Linked DNA regions of Homo sapiens: region 2 is linked to region 1. A link is a contact called in ENCODE Hi-C or POLR2A ChIA-PET data. All regions are on one chromosome and are shown on one strand. Each heading gives the region's core, a stretch centred on a gene start or an enhancer-like site at or near the end of the contact. The rest is flanking DNA. Distances are from core to core; before and after follow the strand shown.

Region 1 (7,335 bases), core at 3,391-5,890:
TAATGGATCCGTCTTTTTCCTCTTTCCCTGACTTCACCTCCCCGTCCCTTCACTGTGGGCCCCACGTCCTGTGAGCACGGGGTGGGCTCAGCACAGTTCTCGGTGGGTGAGTGAGTGATCGGAGAATGAAAAGGAACGCGATATCCCTGTCCTGCGGCTTAAGTGGTGAATGGGAATCCCTTAATGGGCCATAGAAGATCGTAAACGGATGCCCCATTTGTGACTCATAACTCCTCTAAATCCACCACTAGATGAGAGGCACAGAGCCTCGTCCTCCACAGCCGTGTGATGAAAGAATGAATGATCCCATGAGACCCTATAGCTTTGGACTGTCCCCATTCCAAGACTATCAAAAGTTTTAGAACAATCAACTCATTCATTCATTTGTTCAACAATTATTTGCTGGTTCCTGGCATTGGCGGGTTCCAATCTGGCTCTGGGACCATCTCCTCCTTCCTGACCCCATCACTTTCCCTTCCAGAGGCAGAGGCCGTTCTCCGTCCCCTTCCTTTGTCCTGGTATTATCCCAGCCAGGGCACTCGGGCCCTGTTTCTTCCTTCCTTCCCTTCCAGGCCTTGGCTGGCGGAGCAGGAGAGCAACAGGCCTTTGGCAATGGCAGGTTGACCTGCTGCTCTGCCTCGAGCGTGTGCTGGTGTCCAGGCCCAGCAAGGCCACCCTCCAGGCCTGTCACCCGGCTCCTGCGTGGGAGTTGCCTGACCAAGCTGGACGGCAGCAGGTGCAAGTCCGGCAGAGATAGGGTTATTGCATTTGCTCCCCATCAGCCCTGGCTGCAACACACTCCTGCGGTAGCAGGGTCACTCGCGTGTTCTTCAATTGTTGGCATGGATTCGGGCGCCTGGAGGTGGATGGAGTGGGGGCTACAGCTGTGCAGCCTTGGCAAAGAGGAGAGACTCAGACCCTCAAACCCACAGCCACCCTTTGTTCAAAGTGGGGAGAAGAAAACACAAGGACTTGAGTGTTGATTTGGGGTTGGATTTTCCAAGAAGGAGTCAGGTTCATTCCAAGTGAAGAATTTAAAAAGGGGCTGGAAGAGGGCTTTCTCCCTCTGGAGATAGGGAAAAACATGTTCTCTGATTCAAAGGGCAGCGCTGCTGTGCACAGCTCATGCATTATTCATGAGCCATCCCACTTCTAGGTCTGACGGACAGTTATTTATAGCATATCATCCTTTTCACAAAATGACACTACCCAGGCTGCAGGCTGAAGTACATTTAAGGTAAGTGTCCTGAACTGGGTGGAAATCCTATTGATGTTTCAGAATATATATAATGTGCGCTTGAAAATGACTATGTATAACTTGTATTTTTGCCCCATTTCTCCATAGTGAAACAGGTTTTCGACAGCCAGACCCAGGGGTGAGCTATGGCTACGAATGGAACGGCCTGACATCTATCTATATCTATTTTAAAGCAGCAGGAGAAACACCTCAAGCCCGTCCTGGCACTGTGGGTGGCTGTGTGATGGGAGGCTGAGGAGACTTCGTTTTCCTGTTGGTGTAGTGTCTGGATTTTCTCTGCATTTCCAGCCTATTCACAAACCAGTGATGACAAACCAGGCAGGTGCGGCCAGCCAGTGCGGGTCTGCCCAGGCCACTGGCCCCCGCCTCCTGGACATTTTAGCCGGGCGTTAGTCACTCCACTGCGCGCAGGTGCACTTCTGTGCAATGATGGCTATGGCCTCCATCCAGAGGTGGCAGAAGTCTGCGCAGAGCAGGTGACGCAGGCCTCAGAGGGGACCCAGGGACCAGGTGGGGGCAGAACCAGATCCAGCCAGCTGCGTCTCTGCCCGAGCGATAATTTTTAGGAGGGGGCATTGTGGCAACAAGTGGATTCTATGCATACAATACAGATAACGCTTTTTCAGAAAGCATTAAATAGCAACATTTTCTGGGCAGACAGCCTTCCACCAAGTAGGGAAGTCATACTCAGCTTTTAAAATGGAAAACAGCTATTGCATAATTATCATTTTAATCAGAGAATTCAGGGGAAATGGAAGAATCCAATTCACATCGATAGCCTTAGAATAGGCTAGGTCATCTCTTTCCCGGATTGTTCAATGAGACTGATTTCAAGACATGGGCCAGCCGGGCATTCCTCCCGGTACCCTGCTGCAACCTGCTCACCCTGTCTGGGTTCACTGGTGTCCTGGCAACAGCGTGGGTGCCGGGGCAGGCATCTGGAGATGGAGTCGGCAGAGAGCATGGCTCTGGGCTCCGCAGACCCGGCAGGAGCCCCGGCTGCAGAGAAGGAGATGTGGGGGAAAAAGCCTGTGCTAGTCTGGAAGTGGAGTCTGGAGCTTAGATTAGAAAGTGTGTTGACAGAAGGAATTCCCCACCGCAGTCCCGTTCCTGGCTGACAGTTCTCCCAGCAGCAGGATCTGTGGGAGCGGGACTCCAGTGCACTCGGGTCCTCGGTGTCTGTCCTTCCAGGGGTATCCAGGTCTCAGAGCACAGGTGCACACGGGTACAGTGGCTCTGTGACACAAGAGGAGGGTCACTCACAGTGGTCCCACGCACGGCGCCGACCACACAGACCCCAGAGGACACGTGGTGCTCTGGGCCTGTGACCAGCACAGCAGTTGGAGCAGGTGTGTGTCTGAGCTGGAGCTGGGCGGCCCTGCCCTGTGGCAGCGGGAATAAGAGGAGACAAGGGGCGGGCAGGTAATCACCGAGGAGCTCTTCCCAAGAACAGAGACGTTGCTGTTAGAATACAAAGCTGGTCCAGGAAGGGCACAGAGGGAATCGCGTCTCTGCTTGGCCACCCTGCCATCCCTTTGTCCCTCTCTTACACAAACATCGTCCATCCCCCCGGGTGCTTCAGACTGGACCTGGTGCCCAGGGCCCCTGACCACAAACCCTAAACACACCCGGGGCTCCTCCAGCGCCGAGTCCCCCACGCTTCCTCACCCCGCTCAACACACATCTTCAGTCTTGCACTTTTCTCTCTCTTTTTTTTTTTTTTTAAATTTTAGATGAAGGGAAAATGGTTTCACTCTATAAACCACTTCTTGTTTAGGGATATGTCAAAAACACAGTTAAAATTCATTCTCTTCTTTACAGTGAAAATTCCAGAACAGATGGAACACATCTTTTCCCACTTCAGAGCGCGAGGGGGGACGAGGAGAAGCATCCTCTGTGTCTCAGGAAGCTGCGTCATTAGTTCGGGGTCAGGATAAAGGGGAAGGATGAACGCATTTGTGTGTCAGGCTGCAGGGCACCCGCACGTGGAGAGAGTCTGCAGGCCCTCAGTCAATCACACCGATGTGAAAGCGAGGATGGAAGGGGAGGGAAATTACATTTACCTGTGTCCTGGCTGCAGCCACGATGGGTGCTGGGGAAAGTCAGGAGGACTCGGGATGAGAAAGAGGCAGTAACTCCCGGTGTGTTCTGTCTGGGGGACCCAAGAATGTCTGCACCATCACTTCTCGGTTCTCGCTGGATGTAGCGTGGGGCTCACTGGGGTCACACACCCTACGGGATTTTGAAGTTTCAAAGACCTCTGGGTTTTATTTGTCTCCTGACCTGCCCGTGTTCATCCAGGTGTTAATCTGCCACCATGCCCTGCCTTGCAGCGCAGGGAAGACCGCAAGGCCGCAGCACCCTACGCCCCGGACGACCCGCCGCACAGGTGTGAGGCCATCGCACCGCGAGGGAACGGTCACTAGGTGTCGCCGTCTTCCTCGGAATGGAAGCCACGTTTCTCCTGCACCGTTGAAATGGACTGGAACAAAATTTTCTAGACTTCAAGGAAACCATCCTTTCTAATAACAATGAGATGGTAATTAGTAGGGGAAGTGGCATAAAATTATTTCACCATTTAGTGAAACCATGATTCTAAACTACAGAAAAAACTGTCTTTTTTAAAGCTCATTCAGCCGGGTGCAAACCGCCTTGCTGGCGGGCGGCACCTGAAGGTGACCTGGCCTTGTCCCCCCCTCCATCCCCCCAGTTTCCTCTCTGTGGTGAACGTGGTTGGGGTTCACGTCTCACCCCCCATGCAGACCCCAGCAGATCCTGAGGGCAGCGTGTGGACCATGTCCGAAGGGTCCAGAGGAAGATCCCACATGTGTAGAATACAGACCCATGGCCCCTGGGAGAGTGAAGGACACGCAGATGATTGGCAGCGGCCACTTCTCACACAAGCAACCCCTCTCTGTTTTACTGATGAGAAAACAGAGGCTTAGAGCGATTGTGTAACTTTCCCACAGCCAAGTTCAAACTCAAAGTGGGTTTCAAAATTTAGGTTTGTCCGGCTCCGAGACCCGTGTTCTCTGCAGGGCACTTAGAGGACTCCTGTGCTGACCTCTCAGGCAGCCTTCTACGAAGGGACGCGGAGAATAACAGGAAGGATTTCCATTTCCTTTTTCTAGGAAAAAAACAAAAGGCAAGAGGTAGGAATTCAGAGCTAGAGTCGCTTTACAATTCGGTTCCATTGTCGAGACGGAGAGATTCCACGACCATGACAGAAAGTGAGACTATTTAGGATTTGCCAAATAGGATGTTTTCTGAACCAATCAACATAGAACGGAAATGAGTTGGGACAAATGGCAGTGCAGTGAGAGGAAAGGTGAGTCTTCCAGCAGCCCTGCCTCCCTCATCCTGGGAGGAAACGTCCGCAGAAGCCGGGCTCCCCTGTGCCTTCCCCAGCCCTGCCTCCAGGAAGCTCTCTGAGCATTTCCTACAGACCCTGCCCCATGCTCTTCTCCTGCCGGTTTTCTCCACGTGGTTTTCTCCATGTGCAGAAACGATGATTCGGGTCTGGCACAGTGGTTCATGCCTGTAATCCCAGCACTTTGGGAGGCCAAGGCAGGTGGATCACCTGAGGTCGAGAGTTCGAGACCAGCCTGACCAACATGGAGAAACCCGTCTCTACTAAAAATACAAAATTAGCCGGGCGTGGTGGTGCATGCCTGTAATCCCAGCTACTTGGGAGGCTTGAGGCAGGAGAATCGCTTGAACCCGGGAGGCAGAGGTTGTGGTGAGCTGAGATGGCACCACTGCACTCCAGCCTGAATAACAAGAGAGAAACTCTGTCTCAAGAAAAAAAAGATGATTCGGAGCTGCCTGGAACATGGAACAGCCCAGCGAGTCGCTGGCTGCAGTTCTCAGACCCAGGCTCTGCCGATCTCATCCCAGGCTGGAAGAGTTGCCACCAAGGCGTGTGGGTGCCATTTGCTGCAAAAGTTCTTATGGAGAACCATGACACATAACCGTGCCAGCTTCTCATGCCGGGAGACCGCAGCGCCTCTCCACACAAGTGGGGCCTTCCTTCTGCACTTTTATTCTGCAGTTGGGCTCCCGCTCCAGGGGGCTCCGTGTTTCTAAGAACCACAGCCCAGCATCATTAAAGAAGGCATTATTTTGTGTTTAGTAGAGCACTAAATTGGTGAAATATAGTTGTGATTCTGGTAGTGAATATCCCTGTTGCCACGGTAACGATATTATGTCATGGGAGGCTGTCTCGAGTGCTCCTGGGAGCAGCCAGGTCTCCGTGAGCTCCTGTTTACTCTAAAGACTCCGGCAGCCCACATGTGTGCACGCTGAATAAAATCGTGCTGCGGGACCACAGTGCGGGGAGGCACCGACTCTGTCATTCTGTCAACGCACCGCACAGTCACGAACATCAGCATTGACATGAAATGGACGGTTAGGGAGCTGCAAAGGACTCATGCTCCTCTATTGCACGAATTTGTCTTTTCATATTCAAAGTACTTGTAAGAGCTCCAAGTTCCACGTACTCAGCCACTAACCTCAGGCATCTGCACGGGAGACTTGGTACACAGGCTCACATGCATGCACGCACACAGGCACACGTACAAGCGCCCGTGTACACACAACAGTGTACACATGCGACACACATTCACACACATGTGCAGATGCACACACACAGATCAGTGTGAGGAAGAGTCAGGGGTTCATGGAACAGCCCCTGCTCTGCAAGCCATGTCTGGCCGTGTAGGGGAAAGAGACAAAACAACACGCTGGTTACCTTGGAAGAGGAAAGAAAGGGAGAGACCTGCAGGTGTTGGGCGCGACACAACCCAGAGCCACCCTCGTCAAGGGACCCTCTCCCTGCTCGATGCATTCCTCCCACCCGACATTCAGTGAACACAGGGAGGCTTAGTGTGAAGGACACCTGCAGTGTGTGTGTCTGTGTGTGTGAATGTGTGTGTGTCTGTGCACATGTGTGGTGTGTCTGTGTAAGTGTATGTGGTGTGTCACTGTGTGTTCTATGTGTGGTGTGTGTTTATGTGTCTGTGTAATGTGCATGTGTACTGTGTGTGTGGTGTGTCTCTGTGTGTGTGTCTTCGTAGTATATGTATGTGTTGTGTGTTTGTGCATGGTGTGTATGTGTCTGTGTGGTGTGTGTGTGTCTGTGTGTATGTGTCTCTGTGAATGGGTGTGTGTGCATATGTGGTATGTGTGGTGTGTGCAGCAGTGTGTGTGTGTGCACGCATATACACTGTGTGTGGTATGTGTGGTATGAGTGTGTGTGTGAAATGTGTGTGTCTGTGTGGTGTGTGATTGTGTGTGTCTGTGTGAATGTGTGTGTGCATATGTGGTGTGTGTGGTGTGTGAGTCTGTGTGTGTGTGGGGTGTGTATGTGTGGTTTGTGTGTTGTGTATGAGATGGAGAGAGGCAGGCCAAGGCGGGGAGATCGAGGAGGAGGAGGGGCTGGTGGGTCGGTGCTGCCAGCACGATGCTAGGAGTGACCCGGGCGTGTGGGAGGGGTCCTTTGCCACCTGGACCCCATCGCATGCCCTGAATCTCATTTTTGAACCCAAAGCTCAGAACGCTTCCTGGCTGTCTGCCCATCAGTTTCAGCCTTACCCTGAGCAGAAAGAGCTGCCGGGGTGGGGGGTGGGGGCGGGGGGGTTCTGCATTCTAATGGGGCGGGTTCTGCATTCTAATGGGGCGGGTTCTGCATTCTAATGGAGTGGGTACGGGTGACTTCAACAGTGAGTCTCAAGTTATTGTCTCTCTGGGAAAACACGCCCCCGTGACCTTCCCACCAGCACTGGGCACTCCAGGGGGTTTTGGGACAGGGCTTTCTGCAGGGTCTTGAGCAGCTGGCATCTCACCGACAGGTGTCTTCTGGAAACCTTCCGTGAAGACCTTCCCCTGAGGAAGCCAAGTCACCTGAGCTTTCTTCCTCATCGCTAAGTATAAACATCAGTGAAAAATAAGTGAATGTGGTAAGCTTTAAAACGGCAAACAAATGAGCCAGGCGTGCTGGCGCTCCTGTAATCCCAGCTGCTCAGGAGGCTGAGGCGGGGGAATCACTTGAACCTGGGAGGCAGAGGTTGCAGTGAGAT
Region 2 (7,335 bases), core at 1,225-3,724, 1.1 Mb after region 1:
GCATACAAAACCATGAGACTGAACCAATATTAAGTCTTTGTTTATGTAGATTATTAAAAGGGAAATCAAACGTATGTGATCTCAACCTGCATTTAGCCCTTTTTAATACTTGTGTTACTCGTTCCTGAACAAGGATAGTATATGAGCTTCACCCTACTTATGCGGTAAAATTAAGATTTTTCCAAGCGTAAAAGGTCATAAAATGAGCTAACTGCAGAAGTGCCTTATTAATGAAAAGATGTCAAATTAGTAGATATAAAATGAATAGCCATTATCTAACAAGTGATGTTTTTAAAATATTTTAAAATTATAATATAAATACATGGCTATAGTAAAACATCTAGAGAACATAGTATTTTAAATATGACAGGCTTTATTAAAATAGTATTTTTCATTGAATGTACTGATTGGTAAATTATAAGGAATGGAAGCAAAAAAAAAGAATGGAAGGTTGGACAGTCATCGTATTAGAGCCAAATGTTATTAGAGCTTTGAGGCATAAAATATGTAAATTTAGCAATAAGACATGACTGAATTTGAATCTCTGTCCATCCCATAAACATGTACTAAATTTAGATATACCAATATAACAATATTTTGTATATATATGTAACATACGTATACACACACAACACATATATAATATATACACACACATGCATGCACACACACACATATATATATATGCATACATATATAAATGTATAAAACCTTGGACAAGTTACTCCCTTCTTCACTTCTTTCAGCCTAACAATTTTTCCTCCATAAAAACAGAGGTACTGGCTAGGGCTGTGGCTCACACTTGTAATCCCAGCCCTTTGGGAGGCTGAGGCAGGAGAATCACTTGAGTCCGGAAGTTACACACCAGCGTGGACACCACAGTGAGACCCTGTCTCAAAAAAAAAAAATTAAATAGCTAGGCATGATGGCTTATGCCTGCAGTTCCAGCTACTTAGGAGGCTGAGGTAGGAGGATCACTTGAGCCCAAGAGTTCACAGCTGCAGTGAGCTAGGATCATGCCACTGCACTCTAGCCCAGGTAACAGAGTAAAACCATGCCTCAAAACAAAAACAAAAACAAACCCAGAGATACCAATACAATTACTATCTGTGCATGTCTGTAGAGACTAAAGTGTTAAAAGAGATAAACTTTGTGTCTGGTACATTACAAGCTTGATAAATATTATTTTCTCTTTAGCTCCATTATTTCTAATAAATTAATGGGAAGTTTAGGATGTATGCACTAATGATTATCATAAAGTTTAAAGTGTGCTTTTGTTTGGTTTGTTTCTATCTATTGATCAGATGGTTAGAGTCACTCTATAGTTGGGCCTTAATAATGTGTGTAGTATGTGTGTGAGAAAAACAGAGAGAGATATGGGGGAGACAGCTGAGAGAGAAAGAGGGGGAAAAAGAGACTAAGAGAAAGAGAGAAAGAGTGTGCATAGGGGGTGCATAAACTGACATCTACAAGAACACAGTCAACTAATTCCCTGTGTCTTTTACTGAAACAATCAGGCAGTTGTGTCTCTTCTTCCACACCACTGTTCAGTAATGTGTTTACTCATTGCTTCCCAAGATTATAGCTTTGCACTGCAGCATCGAAGGGAAATTGCCACTCTCCTGTGTTTTTACTGGAAGGCAAGTACGGTGGAGAGAGCCAAAACTCCACTGGAGGCTACAGATGTTTTGAGAGCGTAAGCAGATTTTCACAGCTTCCAAGTACCGAACAGTCCCTGCTAAACATCTTTTTATGTGCAATGATTGAAAATTTTCATGGGAATAATTTTCCAGTTGAAAGAATAAAAGCAAAAACAATCATAATGAGAAACAATGAAAATCCCTTTTACATCTGAAGGTTTTGTGTGCCGTCATTTTATCATGTGAGTGTTTTGAGTGATGGGCTAGCAGGAGATGTTTTAATCTCTGTAAGCCACTTAACCTTTTTGTACCTCATTGAAGGATATTAACACCTATCTCTCAATGTGTGTCATTATTTCTTATGTTCCTTGAAAATATAAAATATTTTGTCTGCAGTTATTATACTTAAGATCTATAGGTTTCTCTTTTCTGTGACCCCTGCTAAAAGAGAATTATCAGAACACTATCTTTCTGAATCTAAGGAGAATTTTGTAAGAAACACATTATGTCTTTTCAAAAATCTTTAAACAGCTGCGGTTGATCCGAGAGAAGGCGGCATCTATCGGGCAGCTGATGAAAGTGTGTCGTGGAAAGGACCTAAGCTATGTCTGCACCCAAACAGACTCTCTTTGTTCTCGGAGGATTAGATAGTGCAGCCAGTATGTGGCTACTTGGAAAGGGTGGGTGGGCGAAGGAAGAAAAAAAAAAGATATTTGTTATAATATTGGTGCATGTAATATTGATGGGAATAGAACCAAACAGAAACTAGTGACTCGGTGTCATGCAGGAGGCTCCTGACCAACAGTGTTCTGTGGATGTGTTTTTATCAAAGCAGGCACTGGGGGAAGTGGTCCAGCCGCGGAATGCCATCGTCATCTGATCACCCTGCGCTTCTGAGTCAGTGGGCCTGGCAGAACCAAGGGCACTTCAGAGAGTCTTATTGGAACAGTAAGTTTCCATGTGTCCAGATGACATCACCCTCAGCAGGCCTGAAGGGAAGGAATGGGCCAGAGAGTAGCCCGCAAAAAGATTTGTTTGATTTCCAACAGGAGCCCCAAAATTGGGCATTTATTTCAGGGCTTAAAAAATAATAGCATTGAAATAATAAGTAGGTGGTAGGATGACAATTTTAGAGACCCTGATGCCTTTTTTGTGAATAACTTTAAGAGTGCTGTCCTTTTGTTTTTCTTGGCTGCCAATATTAGCATAGGAAGTACACAAAACTGGAGGGGGACTCCATCTTGCTGTGAATATAGAATTGTGGACAGGTATTTGTTGGGGAAAGCTGTTGATGCCCAAAGAGAGGAGCCTAGAAATAAAAGTCACATTTCTCTTTAAAGCTTTTCCTCTGCCTATGAGCCAGCTCTCCTCATTCAGACAACCAGGTGGTTCTCAGAGAGATAACTATGGCTGCATCTAAAGCTCTGGCATGTTTCGTTGAATATACTTTTTCCAGTGCCTCTCCTTTCCCTTTTATGCCCATTTCAAAGCTTTCCTCATTTATACATCAAATCTTCATAGCCTTCACAGTCATACTTCTACACAATACAGAATTTGCTTAATACATATTTTCCCCAAAAAACACTTTTTTAAAATGAAAATTTTCATTGAGGTTATGAGATATACCCTGAAAGGAAATACAATATAGGTCATGGTTGAATAAATTTTTGCAAACTAAACACACAGCATTAATTAGCACCCATGTTAAGATACAAAATACTAACAGCACCTTCGAAGCCCTTTTGTTCCCCTCCCAGTCATTAACTCCAGCCTGTATCCTGACTTCACTACCATGGATTGATTCTGCTTGCTTTTGAACTTCACATGAGTGGAATCCTATCTAGCACATGTACTCTGTTGCGCCTGGCTTTCTTTTCTCAATAGAACTTTTACAAAATTCTCTTGTGTTGTGGTGTGCATTTATTCATTCTCATGGTTACAGAGTATTATATGAATATGATACATTTGGGCTGTTTACTGTCTTTGAATATTATAAATAGTGTAGCTATGCACATTCTCATGGTTGTTTTATGGTGAACAAATGCACACATTTCTGTTGCACACAAATCTACACCTAAAAGTGAAATGTTACACTTAATTCACCTCAGTACATATGGCTAAATAACTTTCTACAGTCCTGTCACCCATATATGAGAGTGCCAGGAGCTCCACAATTTTGCCCACACTTGGTATTGTCTACTTTTTCTATATTTGCCATTCTTGTTAGTGAGTCAATAGTTATTTGCCTTCTAATATATTTCCTAAAATAAATTGATCTCTAATGGTAAAATAATGAGCCCAAGATTAGATCTCTCCTAGAAATTTTGTGTTGCAAGTGATTTAATAAAATTAACTCAAGAAATGCCACAAACAAAGCAAACAGGAAGAGGCAAACACAAATTATTTAACAATTTTAAAGCAATAAATATATGTCAACAAGTAGTTCACTAAATTTTATCTCATCCCACTCCATAAAGTCATTCACTATGATTTAAACATCAGAGAAATTTTTGTTTTTTCAGACGAGCCCCAAACATAAAGCTTAGGCCTCCTCCATCAAGCTCTAATTCTTGATGTATCCATTATGATGCAACCTAGGAACCATTAAAAGGGGTTGGACCTGATGGTGATTGCCTAATTCTGATTTTGGATTCAAGTCATATAAGATACGTAATTCAACAATAAAAGAATCAATCCCAAGAAGCCACTTGTTAGATATCTATGTACGAAGCTGATACTTTATTTTGTGAGCTGAATAATGATATTAAGTTTCCCTTTTATTTACTATCAATAAATTTCTCCCTCCAAATCAGTGAGTGCACTCAAGACTCCACATTTGTGCTTAAAAAAAGGCAGAGGCTAAATTCCAAATTATCAGCAGGAAAACCATGGTTAGTTAGAGTATTTTATTCTGTGACGCAGAATTTACTTGTGCAATGGAGCAATAAAGAGTCAGATAAAAATATAAATGGGGAATAGAGAAGAATGAGTGTTTATCTGTTTTTATGTCTTAAAAAATTCTTCCAAAGAAAGGAAGAAAATGATGTAAAATTTGTGTTTCTTGCTTCTCGTATCCTAAGTCTCTTTATTAGAAGAAACACCAAGTAAAAGGCATAGAATAGCAGATTATTTTCAAAATGCATTTATTCTCAAAAGATATTTTTTCTTCCCTATTATCAATAAAATTCAGCAATTGCTCGGACCCTGTATTTCCTCAGTATATTTTAACTTTTCCCCATGAATATGAGTTAGTTTAAAAAATCCTTGAATCCGCTCCAATTACAGACTTCCCCAGCATTGCTTTTTTAAATGGTTTACATGGCTAAGTGTATTTGTTTGACCTAAAATTTGGCAAAAACATACTTATGTCTTTGAGAGATTAGTAGTCATCAGATACCACTTGAGAATTCATTTTGGTCTTAAATTAGGATAATAATAGATTTATGTTGTTAGAAAGAAAAGCTAATTGGGTAAACTAAGAGATGTGAGTTTCAGTTCCATATTTAGTATTAAATTGGTTCCAGATACAAAAGGTAGATTTTCTCTGAAGGCCTTTCTTGTTGGAGATGAAGACAGAAACTTCATGTTATAAACATATTCTTGGCAAATGTCATGAAAGTGTAGCTTTACCCCACAATTTGCTAATATGTATGCTTAGAATAGTAAATGACTCTACAACAAGTTGAATTTGGCAAAACTTATATAGAAAGGTTGGGTCAGAGAGCCCTGCTCAGGCATACAAGCAGAAGGGGATATACGGAGTTTCCCCTGAAAAGAAACAAATTGCTCCACAAGCCACCAGTGGCCCTACGAACACCCCTCATGCATTTTCTTTTTCAGGAAAATACCCATGAAGCCTCCTTGGAAAAATAGGTGGTGGAGAAACAGTGCCTGCTGGCCAAATGATTAGCAATATCTTAGAATGTCCAAAGCAACCCTCACTGCACATACAGAGCAGCATAGCAACACATCTACGGTGGAGAGTATACACTTTCCTCTACCCTGAACCACTGATGAATTCGACAATAAATCAATTGAATTTTAAAAATTGGTAATGGGGTAAACAAGCTGTTGACTAACTACGTAGAGAGGACAAAAGAAACACAGAACACGAACAGATTACTGAAGGAAGGGTCAACTCATCATGTGAGTGAGTGCAGGCAGCATAGTTCTGAACGATGTTTTAATATCATGTTAAGTCTAATTAAGAAAGAGCACTGTGAAAACAGAACAAAGGGCGGGTGCCCTACCACAGGGAAGGAGAGCAAGGACCCCAAGGAACAGGGAGTGCAAGAGGAAGGATGCAGCCAAGGCCGGTCTTCCAGGGCCCTGGACACAGACGTCAGCGCTACCCACCTGACTCAGGCCACTGTATTTTCACTTCCAGAACATCTGAGCCATAACAGCCACAAGAGGAGCCAGAGAAGAACCTGCAGGAGTAAGGTGGCCCACACCCTGTACATGCTGAAAACGAAAACACCAAAAACCTTAAAAACAAAACAAAAACCTTACAAATCAAACCTCAGTATTCATGAAAAGACTGAGGACTTTACAATAAGAAATCCAATGGGATTCTCTCGAAGGACACAAGTCCCCCAGGATTAGGATTTAGGATTAGAGTCTGGTGTGCAGACCCTGCACCTCTGATAGTTCAGGCCCTAAGAAGCAGACAAATCTTCACGCATTTTCATTTTTAATCTTTTCTTTGATGTATTAAAAGAACCTATTAGTATGGTTTATTTTGCAGTCTTGGACCATAGTTAGCAATAATTTTTCCAGTGATGGTTTTCTACTATATTTTGCTAAATCATTTTTTTTAGCACTTCTAAGCAGTTTTCTGGTAATGTTAAAAGGTTTAATTTGCAAAATCCTATGTCAGATGTGATTTTCACCTCACTCCCCTTACCACCCTCTCATCTTCCTCCAACACAGGGAAGACATGACCAAGAGTTTCAGGAGAGGAGTAGCTGCTCCCATTTCCCTCCTCTGCTCGCCCTAGCACTGGGGAGTCCAGGGATGGGGCAGGTGCATGAATCCTCAGGGATACTGTAGTAAGGACCACAAACCAGACCGGGCTGCCTAAACGGCAAAGATTTTTTCTCTCACTGTTCAAAGTCAAGGTCAAAGTGTCGGCTGGGTTGGTTCCTCTTGAGGCTTCTTTCTTTGGCATGTAGAAGGCGTCTTCTCTCTGTCCTCACGGGGTGGTCCCTCTGTGCGTGCCTGTGTCCTGATCTCCTCTTCTTATAAGAAAACTACTTCTATTGGATTAGGGCTCCTTGATGGCCTTATTTTAGCTTGATTTTCTCTGTAACGACCCTGTCTCCAAATGCAGTCAGATGCTGAGGTCCTGGGGATTAGAATCCCAACATAAATTTTGGAGGACACAATTCAGCCCATAGCAGGGGGCTGAGATGACTGCCTCATCCCCAGTTCCTTTTTCTGTGTTCCAGCACTCTCGCATGGGGACTTGGGAGGGGTTGCAGGAGGAAAGGCAGAGTCCCTTTTCTGGAAGTTCCGCTCAGGACTGCATCACGCAGTTGCGGAACTACTCTAGAGGGCTTCACACATTCTCACCAGAGCTCCTAAAACACTGCAGGCTTCTGTGCTCCCAGCAAAAAGCAGGCTTCTCTTCTTATAATAAAAGTTTTATGGTAGAGAGAATTGGAAAAAAAAAACAGATCGTGGCATCCGAAGT

Evidence for each region. A loop is a pair of places that touch in the nucleus more often than their neighbours do. ChIA-PET counts read pairs that join two places held with the same protein, here RNA polymerase II (POLR2A). Pooled maps may share reads with other maps.
Region 2: a loop to region 1 is called in a pooled map, with 2.3 times the contacts of the local background. The contact joins two enhancer-like sites. A Hi-C loop is called at or near these places in 1 of 168 maps with a recorded cell type or tissue (HCT116) and 3 of 50 pooled maps. POLR2A ChIA-PET finds 5 or more read pairs at or near these places in 1 of 52 experiments (HEK293).

What each region holds. Positions count from the first base shown.
Region 1 is chr10:3,236,118-3,243,452 of GRCh38, forward strand. All of the region lies in intron 2 of LINC02668 (long intergenic non-protein coding RNA 2668), which reads right to left. Among named protein-coding and RNA genes, the nearest start is that of LINC02668, 18 kb to the right of the region's middle. RefSeq lists an enhancer at 692-1,191. Within about 2 kb of position 4,641, at least 5 of the 41 ENCODE cell types and tissues checked have a DNase peak (open chromatin) inside an H3K27ac peak, as active enhancers do.
Region 2 is chr10:4,314,122-4,321,456 of GRCh38, forward strand. No RefSeq gene overlaps it. Among named protein-coding and RNA genes, the nearest start is that of LINC00703, 66 kb to the right of the region's middle. Within about 2 kb of position 2,475, at least 9 of the 41 ENCODE cell types and tissues checked have a DNase peak (open chromatin) inside an H3K27ac peak, as active enhancers do.